3 separate regions of the Homo sapiens genome follow, and all the other regions are linked to region 3. Evidence: chromatin contacts called from ENCODE Hi-C or POLR2A ChIA-PET data. All regions are on one chromosome and are shown on one strand. The core of a region is the stretch at or near the end of the contact, and the rest is flanking DNA. Distances in the headings are between cores, read along the strand shown.

The links. Hi-C counts contacts between places; a loop is a spot of excess contacts on that map. ChIA-PET counts read pairs that join two places held with the same protein, here RNA polymerase II (POLR2A). Pooled maps may share reads with other maps.
Region 1: a map of naive thymus-derived CD4-positive, alpha-beta T cell shows a loop between it and region 3 (32-fold over the local background). The contact joins the promoter of CDC25C here to the promoter of RBM27 in region 3. A Hi-C loop is called at or near these places in 1 of 168 maps with a recorded cell type or tissue (naive thymus-derived CD4-positive, alpha-beta T cell) and 7 of 50 pooled maps. POLR2A ChIA-PET finds 5 or more read pairs at or near these places in 1 of 52 experiments (PC-9).
Region 2: a loop to region 3 is called in a map of CD4-positive, alpha-beta T cell, with 19 times the contacts of the local background. The contact joins the promoter of HNRNPA0 here to the promoter of RBM27 in region 3. A Hi-C loop is called at or near these places in 4 of 168 maps with a recorded cell type or tissue (CD4-positive, alpha-beta T cell, CD4-positive, alpha-beta memory T cell, gastrocnemius medialis and 1 more) and 6 of 50 pooled maps.

The regions. Positions count from the first base shown.
Region 1 is chr5:138,329,575-138,333,371 of GRCh38, forward strand. CDC25C (cell division cycle 25C) reads right to left here and starts at 2,230. Exons shown (of 14, transcript NM_001790.5): 1 at 2,021-2,230; 2 at 1,413-1,644; 3 at 1-73. The coding sequence starts at 1,606. LOC100128966 (a long non-coding RNA gene) reads left to right here and starts at 2,531. Exons shown (of 4, transcript NR_146628.1): 1 at 2,531-2,611. RefSeq lists enhancers at 1,388-2,341, 2,053-2,182, 2,193-2,242 and a silencer at 2,293-2,552.
Region 2 is chr5:137,752,241-137,755,688 of GRCh38, forward strand. HNRNPA0 (heterogeneous nuclear ribonucleoprotein A0) reads right to left here and starts at 2,123. Exons shown (of 1, transcript NM_006805.4): 1 at 1-2,123. The coding sequence starts at 1,826. The coding sequence ends at 909. RefSeq lists enhancers at 782-1,473, 883-1,042, 1,553-1,902, 2,164-2,855 and a silencer at 2,483-2,842.
Region 3 is chr5:146,201,731-146,205,566 of GRCh38, forward strand. It overlaps RBM27 (RNA binding motif protein 27), which reads left to right and starts at 1,875. Exons shown (of 21, transcript NM_018989.2): 1 at 1,875-2,094. The coding sequence starts at 2,036. It overlaps RBM27-POU4F3 (RBM27-POU4F3 readthrough), which reads left to right and starts at 1,875. Exons shown (of 20, transcript NM_001414499.1): 1 at 1,875-2,094. The coding sequence starts at 2,036. RefSeq lists enhancers at 1,311-1,460, 1,931-2,090.

The sequences.
Region 1 (3,797 bases), core at 980-3,479, 7.9 Mb before region 3:
AGTGGTAAGCTGAGTGGCAGTTATCTCCCCACTGCTAAGATTCGAAAGATCGAGGCAACGTTTTGGGGTTCCTCTGTTGAGACATAATAGTACATCGAAATTCCCATTAGATTATTATATCCTTAAAAGTCAAAGATCATGTCATCCTCTTCTTTTTTTTTTTTTTTTTTTTTTGCAGTGGAGTCTTGCTCTGTCCCCCCAGCTCAAGTGCAGTGGCACGATCTTGGCTCACTGCAACCTCCGCCTCCCGGGTTCAAGCGATTCTCCTGCCTCAGCCTCCCAAATAGCTGGGATCACAGGCGCCTGCCACCACGCCCAGCTAATTTTTGTATTTGTAGTAGAGATGGGGCTTCACCATGTCAGCCAGGCTGGTCTTAAACTCCTAACCTCAGGTGATCCACCCACCTCGGCCTTCCAAAGTGCTGGGATTACAGGTGTGAGCCACAACGCCTGGCCAAGCCTGTTCATTTGAAACACCCCTTAATGACTATCAGATCATCTGAACAGTGTCCAAATAAATCTAATTGCTTTTGGGAAATATATCAGACTGGGCTGAGAAAAATCTCCCACTACCATAATCTGTACTTTATTTTCTCCTTACCAACATACTGAAACAGATAATTTTTTTTTTTTTAAATGAGGCCCAGAGTTTATTGGCCGAGGGGGATCTTGACTCCACATTCCCGGTCCTGAGCACTATGAACACAGGCTTGATTTCTCCCTGGGGTCCCTAGTTTTTCTCAGGTACTACTTCTCTTTGCTAGTTGAGACATGGTATGATCAGAATTCAAAGTACAACTGCAATAACACTAATATTAATACTAATAAAGTGACCGACTCGTAATGCAGCGGTTTTCAAAGACTTTTCCCAGTTATCACATCATTTGATTCTCACAAGATCCTAGTAAGATAGGAAGCGATTATTATTTCTTTGTCTTTTCTTTTCTTTTTGAGATAGAGTCTCACTCTGTTTCCCAGGCTGAAGTGCAGTGAGGCGATCTTGGCTAACTGCAGCCTCCACCTCCCGGGCTCAAGCAATCCTCCCACCTCAGCCTCCCGAGTTGCTGGGACTATAGGTGCACACCACCACACTCAGCTAACTTTTAATATTTTTTGTAGAGACGGCGTCTTGCCATGTTGCCCAGGCTGGTCTTGAACTCCTAGACTCAGGCGATCCGCCCTCCTTGGCCTCCCAAAGTGCGGAGATTACAGGCATGAGCCACCTCGCCTGGCTGAGATTATTTCTTGTCACAGAAAAGAAGGTGAGACTCAAAAGGGTTACACAGTCAAGGGCAGAGTTGAGACTTAAAGCCTGACCTTTGAGCCGGGATAATTGAAAACAAACCAACAAACAAACCCAACTGTTTGGAAATAGCAAAGGCAATACAGTGTAAAAATAAAAGTATATTTACCCAGACAAAATGCTTAGGTTTGCAGAATCACCAAGAAATTTGCCCACTGGAGTTCTAGGGACATCTGGACAGACGGTAAAGGAAGTGTCTCTCTCCAGGAGCAGGTTTAACATTTTCCTTTGATTAGACCTAAAACTGGGTCCTGAGCCAGAGCTTCCTTCCTCTCTTGTGGATGAGAAGAGTTCCGTAGACATGGTCTTCGAATTCTCACCAGGAGAAAAACAAAACCTAGCTAGGAGGAAAACGTCATCTAAATCGGTACATCACAGTTCCCTCAGCTTTCCTAAACTCCTCCACCCTTTCCAGCCAGGCGAATCAACACTGGAAGAGGGGCAACCCCGAAGGGTGATTCACAGCCTGGCTTAAGGTTAGAACCTGAATTCACCGACGAGAGGCAACCTTAGGACCTTAAAGATGGAATGAAGAGAGGATTTTGACTTGTTCCACGCCACACAGCTCGAGACTCCTGACTAGAAAGAACCCGGGTCTCGTAACTCGCGATAGTCCCCATTCGGCCCTCCCAACCTCTGTCTGTGGGGGCCCGACTGGACCCTAAGGGGGACAATGGGGTCTCCGTGATTCCGTGGCGGAGACGGCTGCGGACTTACCTCAAGCCTGGAGTCTGAGGCTTGCCTACAAGAGGAGAGAAAGTAGATAGGGATCGGACACAGGCGAAGACTTGAGCAGAATGAAAGGAAATCTAGGGGAAAGGAGGTAGTTAACTAGATTGCAGCTCTGCCTTCCGACTGGGTAGGCCAACGTCGGACTCAGAGTCTTCCCTGAGCAGAAGGCCAAAGTTACGGCCTCTGAGCAAGAATATCAACAGCCGCAGGCGTTGACCATTCAAACCTTCCGCCAGCCCAGTAACCTATCCCCGCTCGCCTCTAAGCTGCGTCAGCCAATCTCCGCGCGCGCGCCCAGGGCCTCATGGCCTATCGTTGGGCTCGCAGATCACCTGGGGGCGTGTGCTTGCTCTGGAAATGGTAAGACTTGCCCCGCCCCATAGCCAGAGCAGGATAGTGTTTGGCCCACCAGCGTTAGGCAGGCTGCGGGGTAAGCTCCGCCTCACGGGGAGCCTGGCGCATCATTGGCTCTCCCTCTCACCAATCTCCACACCCTTTCTGTTTTCCTCGTTCCCTCAGCCCCACGAACCCCGGGAGATTTAAACCGCGCCTTACTAGTGATGTCCATTCACTAGGGTAATACTAGGAGAGATTATTTTGGGTGGAGGGTGTTGTAAGCGTTTCATTTTCTTCGCTTCTTTCTCGTGCCGTTTTCGCGGACGTTTTCTTCTAAGTTTTGCTGGCCTTCCACGGGAGATGGAGCGTTTGCTGCCGGCGTGGCAAGTGTTGGGGCGAGACGGGTGTGTGTGTTTATGCTGAGAGGCATTAGCCCCTTCCAAGAGCTTTGTTTGGTGTTTCTTTTAGTGTGCAGCATCTCAGAGACTCTAGCTCACGTGGGTAAAAAGAAATTCCGTTGCAGGGAAAGTGGAGGAATTAAATCATCTTGGTATAATCCTTATCGCAATCCAGAGGACCTCAAAGATTGGTTATTAATGAAAATTTGAACATTGACGAGGTGATATTTATAAATTATTGGCCGGACGCGTTGGCCCACACCTGTAATCCCAGCACTTTGGGAGGCCGAGGCGGGCAGATTACATGAGGTCAGGGGTTCAAAACCAGCCTGGCCAACATGATGAAACCCCGTCTCTACTAAAAATACAAAATTTAGCCGGTTGTGGTGGCACACACCTGTAATCCCAGCTACTTGGGAGGCTGAGGCATGAGAACTGCTTGAACTCGGGAGACAGAGGTTGCGCCACTGCACTCCAGCCTGGGCATTAGAGTGAAACAAACAAAAAGACATTCCTAATGTTAGGGATTTGCTTTTAAATAATCCTGTGCTGGGGGAAGGTATTGATGATACAAGATTGACCCTGACTGTTGAGTGATGGGGGCAGGAGGGTCCATCATATCTGTGCTTCTCAAGGTTTAATTTGCACACTAACCACCTGAGGACCTGCTAAATGCAGATTCTGATTCGGGATGTCTGGGTTGCGGTTGCGGCCCAAGATTCTGCCCTTCTAACAAGCCCCCAGCTGATGGTGAGGTAGCTGGTCCTACGACCATACTTTGCGTGGTAAGGTATTACCCCATACTTCTTACTTCAATGTATATTTGAAAATTTCCATAATAAAAATGTTCAAAATAACCTTGGAAGCTCTTTAAGATGTAGGCTCCAAAAACGATAATTCGATAGGTCTAAAGTGGGGTCATTATCAAGGCCCCCAGGTGCTACCCATGCAGACGGCTTGCAGATCATGCTTTGAGAAACAAAAGTCAAAATGCAACTTGTGTCTGTTGTCAGGATCTTGGTGGTGGT
Region 2 (3,448 bases), core at 873-3,372, 8.4 Mb before region 3:
AAAAATTTTAAACAGTTTATATGAATGACATGCTTAACACAAACTATATAGAACTACACAGTACACAGTTTGAAGTAAATTGTCATAGAAATGACCAACCATGTCAAGATGATAAACAATTCGCTTAGTACAAGAGATGGATGCACAGAAACTTAAGAGTTTAAAAAGCCACATCCACCACTTCAAAAGTTTTGCCTGTAAGGGATATAATTCAACACGCAACTAGCAGGGCAACAGGAGAGGGGAAAAAAACCACAGGACCTCTTAAGTTTCTCTAAGTACACATCAAGAATAAAGAATTAACACGTAAAGTCTTAAACAAATATCCCTTAAAAAACGGTACGGAATGGATCCTAGAAAAAAAATGTTAGACATGTACGGTCAAACACAATGATTTATTAAAAATAAAACGTAAAAATGATTTTTGTACATATGCTTCCAAATTTCAGGCATGGGATCCAAGTAGATTTCATAGAAAACGCTGTAGCCAGGTTATCAAGTCCTTACAACAAAGTAAACTACCCCCCACCCCAACCCCCACCCAGGTTTTGCTACAGAATCAGCAAGTTCACTCCCTCCCTCCCCCCAAAAAACACAAATTAAAACAAGACATTTTGCTAGTATAAAAACGACCAAGGTCCAAGTAATAATAAAAAAATAGAGTCCATCAATGACTGTAACACAAAAATGTGTATGTGGGGCCGAGTCCATCTTCAGAGGGAGAGACAAGAGAGGTGGCAGGCAAATAGAGGAACACCCCCAAGGGTAAGCAGCCTTAGAAGTGGCTCCCCCAAGGGCAAAACAGGGAAGGCGGTGTGTGTGAGGGGGTGGGGCTTAGGAGTTGACCCCACTTGGGCTGTTGGAAAGAGCTACCCCTATAGCCACTCCCAGGCATTTTAAATTTTCTTTTAGAAGGAGCTGCCTCCATAGCCACCCCCACCGCCATAGCCGCCTCTGTAAGGTCCACTATTACTGCGACCGCCCCAGCTACTGCCTCCACCGCCGCCGCCGCCGCCGCTCTTCATGGGCCCATAGGAGGACTGATGCTGGCTGTAGCTGCCGAAGCCGCCGAAGCCGTTACCGTAGTCGCTCCCACCGTAGGACGAACCGCCGCCGCCGCCTCCGTAGGCATTGTAGCCGCCGCCTCCGCCGCCGCCGTAACCACCGTAGCTGTTGTAACCGCCGCCGCCGCCCTTGGAAAGGCCGTTCTGGTCTCGACCACCGCCGCGCCCCCGGCCGCCTCGGCCGCCCCGGGAGGATCGGGAGCCGCCTCCACCCCCACCGGAGTAGATATCCTCCTTGGGGACTGCTTTCTTCACCTCCACGCGATGGCCCTGAATCGGATGGAACTTGACCACCGCGGCCTTGTCTGCCGCGTCGTGATTCTGGAAATACACGAAGCCGAATCCACGCTTCTTGCCGGACTGCTTGTCGGCAATAATCTCGGCCTTTTCCACGGTGCCAAACTGCGAGAAGTGCTCGATCAGGTCGCCCTCAGCCACGTCTCCTTTAAGGCCTCCGACAAAGAGCTTCTTAACCTTGGCGTGGGCACCGGGCCGCGCCGAATCCTCCCGGGACACCGCCCGCTTCAGCTCCACAGTGTTGCCGTCCACGGCATGGGGCGAGGCGGCCATGGCGGCGTCCGCCTCCTCCACATTGGAGTAGGTCACGAAGCCAAAGCAACGGGAGCGCTTGGTCTGGGGATTCACCACCACCACGCAGTCCGTCAGAGTCCCAAAGGCCTCAAAGTGGCCGCGCAGGCCCGACTCACTCGTCTGCACATTGAGGCCGCCGATGAACAGCTTACACAACTGAGAATTCTCCATCTCCAAGGCCCGGGCCTTGCCCCCGCCCTGCGAGCTCCGAGGTTTCGCCGTCGCCGCCGTTATCGTTGGTTAAGGCCTCTACACAGCTTGGGCCCAGCCGTTGCTGGAGCCACCCCCGCCGCTCACCGACGGGGAAGGGAAAAAGGGAAGGGGAGGGAAGGAAGGAAGAGAGGAAGGGGGAGGGAAGGGGAGCGGTGCCGGCTAAAGGGCGAGCCGAGGAGACTGGAAGACAACCAAGGCCACCGCTACCGCCGCCGCCGCCACCTCCGCTCCCCTATCTGGGCACCACACAAAGAGGCCGCTGAACGCGCGCGCACCCTCCCCGAGGCGTGCGTCACCGCCGACGTACGGCAGCCTAGGGCTACCAGCCAATCCCCGCCTCGCTCCCCTTAATCCCGCCTACCGCGCCGCAGCGCCGCTCTAGATCACGGACTCCCCGCCCTCCGCGGTCTATTCAAGCCCGCGGCCTGTGCCGCTCCCGCTTCCGCTTCTGCCAGCCCACTTTCATTCCCGAGCGCCCCACTGTCCCTTGACATGGGTCCCTCCCTGCCCTCCGCGCACCACCGCGATTCATTTCCTCCTAGCACCGCGGCTGTTCCCAGTGTTTCTCCCCCTCCCCTTTACTCATCCCCTCGCCCAACTCCGCAGTGGCGTTCGCGCCAGCCCCTTGAGAGACATCTGAGTTCAGCCAATCACCGTGATCCCCTCGCACCCACTTCCGTTTTCGGCAGCTGTTGGACGGGCGCGCTCCCCGGTGCGCGCTTGCCCCGGCGCCCCCGGCGTGCAGAGCCGGCCTACCACCCCCGCGCCTTCTCCCGCCCAGGGCTTTGCCGGGGAGAGAGCAGGGGGCGCGCTGGGGGCCATTCCCAACGGATGCGGTCTGGGGCGCCACGCGCGGGCTTTTTGAAAACTTGACTGTTGGGGTTGGGGGCCCGGATCTACCCGCCGCCTCTCCGCTTGTCCGCTACACCTGGCGTCCCCGCCCCACCTCCCGCCCGCACAAAGATGGAGGGCAGAGGCCTGGTCCACGAAGGCGGTTATTAACCGTTTACAGTGGGCCCGACGTGCGGTTAAACTAAAACTTTGCCACGTGGCCCTGCGCAAAAGCGAGCCCGAGGCGGCGGTGTGAAAGACAACAGGGAACCAAAAGAACTTCAGACATTAGGAACCAGACGAGGCGCGACATCCCTGCCTCCCTGCCACCCTCCCGCCCTCCTTGAAGCCCTCCCACGATGCCCTCTCAGAGGAGGCCCTTTCAGGTCCCCTTGGCACACTCCAGCAGACATTTTCATTTAACCTCAGTGAATGGTTTTTTATGTGTAATTTACATCATCTATGTGTTGCTTTCTTTGAACTAGAATGTTAGCTTTTTTGTTGTTGTTGAGATGGAGTTTCACTCTTGTTGCCCAGGCTGTAGTGCACTGGCGCAATCTCGGCTCAGCAACCTCCGCCTCCTGGGTTCAAGCTGTTCTCCTGCCTCAGCCTCCTGAGTAGCTGAGATTACAGGCGCCCACCACCACACCCGGCTAATTTTTGTATTTTAGCAGAGATGGGGTTTCACCATGTTGGTCAGACTGGTCTCAAACTCCTGACCTTAGGTGATCCATCTGCCTCGGCCTCCC
Region 3 (3,836 bases), core at 625-3,124:
TCTCCTGACCTCATGATCCGCCCACCTCGGCCTCCCAAAGCCCTGGGAATACAGGCATGAGCCACTGCGCCTGGCCCACGCCCGTCCCATGCCCGGTTAATTTTTGTATCTTTAGTAGAGACGGGGTTTCACCATGTTGGCCAAGCTTGTCTGGAACTCCTGACCTCAGGTGATCCACCCGTCTGGGCCTCCCAAAGTGCTGGGATTACAGGCATGAGTCACCGTGCCAAGCCCCCCCTTTTTTTTTTGAGATGGAGTTTCTTTGGCTCTTGTCACGATCTTGGCTCACTGCAACCTCTGCCTCCTGGGTTCAAGCGATTCCCCTGCCTCAGTCTCCCGAGTACCTGGGATTGCAGGCGTGTGCCACCATGCCTGGCAAATTTTGTATTTTTAGTAGAGACTGGTTTCACCATGTTGGTCAGGCTGGTCTGGAACTCCTGACCTCAGGTGATCCACCCGCCTTGGCCTCCCAAAATGCTGGGATTACAGGTGTGAGGCACCGCGCCCAGCCTGGCCTACATTTTTAAATGGAGAAAAAAATGAAAAGATAATATTTCATGGTATGTGAAAATTATATAAATTTAAAATTTTATATAATTTTAATAAATGTTTGTAATACAGCCACAATCATTCCATTTACATATTGTCCCTGGTTAATTTTAAGCCAAGACATTGTATGACGAGTAGTTGCCATAGATACCTCAAGGCTCACAAAACCAAAATATTTAGTATCTGATCCTTTGCAGAAGTTTGCCTATACCTGTTCTATGTATATATAGGATGTCTGTTTATTTGAGGTTGATCCATTTCTTTTATATGAGGTGCGTGCTCATTAGGTATTTTTCAAAATGTTATTACAATGCATAACCCCATAAACTGTTCATCATCTTAAGAGGAGAAGCTCTGTTTTGCTCAGCATTGGACTCCTAGTGCCTTACTCAGTGCTGGCAATTGCAGGGACTCAGTATATGTTATTGGGTAAACATTTTAACATCAGTGCTAAATCAGTGATTTCAAAACTCCAGAAAGAATTTCTCACCTACTAGAAAGTAAGTTGACTATTTCAGTAGTTTCTAATTTGTCTTAAAAATTTTTTTGTAATCCTTCTTTGCTGATTAAAATTCTCCCTTCCCGTCCCCCAACCACTGAATTTTAGATATACAATGAAAAGATAATTAAAAACAAACTATTGGAGTCATTTTTCTTCCTAAATAAAGCAACATTTATTAATAGTACTAGCAAAATTGAAATGGCCTCAGCCTTTTACATCCGTGCGCCACGTTTTAAAAATGACGATTACTGGATTCCAAGGCATGGTTGTCAGAAACATTCTGCGTAATTAAAGCAGAGCAGCAGAAAATACAAACGTGAGTGCCAATCAACATGAGTGTGTAAAGAAAAAAAGTAAAATTTTGCATTCTGTGCAATGTGTCGAACGTGAACGTATTGCACGTTGTGTTGCAGATTTACTACAGCTGAGTCATTTCGGGACACGAGTGTGTGTTTCCAAGAAAAACGAGAGGAAGGAACCAGGCTGAGGGGCTCGCCGGGTTCCCCCAGGCACTCCCAGCAGCAGACACCGGTATTCCGCGGCGGGCGGCGGCGTGGTCAAAAAAAGGCGCCGCTGCCCCTTTAAGAGGCAAAGCACCTTTTCCAAGATACCATCTTGCACCAGGAGTTCACTTAAGCTCTCCACCTACCTTGCTATATCTCTCCTCCCTGACTGGGTACCGCCTGCCGGCGGGGCGAGCGAGCCTTTTCATTGGTCTTGCCCTCAGGGCCCCCTCTCTCTTACTGGTTCTCAGGCCTGCCACTCGGCACTGTCTCCCGCCCACCTCAGCCTTCGGGCTAGGTTGAGTGAGGGCTCTTGGGTTAGTTCCTGTTAGGCCCCGGCCGGGGGAGTAGGTTGAAGTCTCCTAAGATGCCCGGTGGGCTGGGGCACCGGGAGCTGTGAAGGGAACGTGAGGGGGCGGCGTAGTGGAGACCCACGGCAGGCCTGAAGAAGAGCGGCGGCCGAGCCCGCCTTCCCTGCACCATGCTCATAGAGGATGTGGATGCCCTCAAGTCCTGGCTGGCCAAGTTACTGGAGCCGATGTGAGTGAGCCGGGCTGGGCCGGGGCCGGCGAACGTGGGCGTTGGGGGCTCGCGGGGGCGTGGGGGAGGGGAGGTGGCGTGGGGGGCGGCGCTGAGGGGCCGCGGCCGGGAGGTCCCGGCGACGCCTTCCCTGTAGTACTATCACCATTGTGGTGGGGGTGAGGGTGGGAGAGGAGCGCTGGGGACGGAGAGGCGCCGTGAATATGGGGACTGGGGGGGCAGGCAAGGACAGCGAAGGCTTTTCAAACGCAAATATCGGGGTGCTGGAAGGGGTAGCAGGGGCCGTGAGGGAATTTAAAACATTGCTGTTTGAGAACTGAGAGAGAGGTAACGGGGCTCTTGAGGGATTTTTAAAATGTGAATATTGAGATGTCGAAGGGAATAGCAGAATATCAAGGGTTTGATAAACATTATTATTCCGGGACTGAAAGGTCTAGAAGCAAAATATCGAGGGCATTTTCGAAATATGAGGGCAGAAGCGGATAGCAGGGACATTGAAACTGTATAGCGATTATTGGTAAGTTCTGAGGGATCAAGAATATTGAAGGATTTGAAAAATACTATGGAGTAGATGAAAAGGATGTGTGGGCATTGAAGGGTTTTAGAAATTATTGGGGAGGTGATAAGTGTGATAGCAAGGATATTAAGGGATTTTAAAGTATTATTGAGGGCTTGATAGTGCTAGGGGAACTGATGACTTTTAGATACATAGAGGTTGGAAAAAAGAGGTTTCTGTAAGTTTAGTTGAAGGTTGAAAGGGCTACACTGGTATGCAGCATTAATTGGTGGAGGAGTATACCTAACAGTATGTAGGGATTTTTAGATACAGGTGGTGTTGGAGGAATAAAAGGAGCGGTAGAAAGAATAAGAGATTTGTAAGTATTCTTGTGCCATTGAGAGGACAGTTTTGTAAATGTTTTTGTAAGATTGAGAGGACACCTGAAGATAATTGGGGTGTAGTATGAGGGACCGAAAAGAATGAGAGACCTGTCTTTTAAAAATATTTTGGGTGGTGTTAGTAGAAATGTTATTGGGAGGCTTGAAAGAGGTAACAGATGTATCAACATTTTGTTTTATAACCTTTTTTTTTTGAAACAATGTCTCGCTGTGTCTCCCAGGCTGGAGTGCAGTGGCTGGATTTCGGCTCACTGCAACCTCCGCCTCCCGGGTTCAAGCGATTCTCCTGCCTCAGCCTCCCGAGTAGCTGGAACTACCGGCGCGCGCCACCACGCCCAGCTAATTTTTGTATTTTTAGTAGAGATGGGGTTTCGCCTTGTTGGCGAGGCTGGTCTCGAACTCCTGACTTCAGGTGATCCGCTCGCCTTGGCCTCCCAAAGTGCTGGGATTACAGGCGTGCGCCACTGGACCCGGCCATGTTTGATAACCATTTTAAAGGGTAGAGTTGTGGAGTGCTTATTTGGGGGAATGGGGTATGGCTAGTTACTGGAAGGGAAAGAATCATGTTTTGCCTCCTCCTTGCTTCTGCTTTATTATTCTCTTATTGAAGGTTAGAGCTTTCTGCTTGAAAGAAAGGGGTAGAAGAAGAGATGGGCAGGCTTTGATTCATTAGGTCAGATTGCATTAGTGGAAAATTTGAGTGTTTTTCGGAGGTGAAAATAGGGAGTAGTTTGGGAGGTGTGGAGGCATGGTAAAGGAACTTCTGGGGGACAGTGTCAAGCTACTTCCCTGTTGATCTCTTTCAGTGAAAATGACTGAACACACTTGAAGGTTTTGTAGAAGAA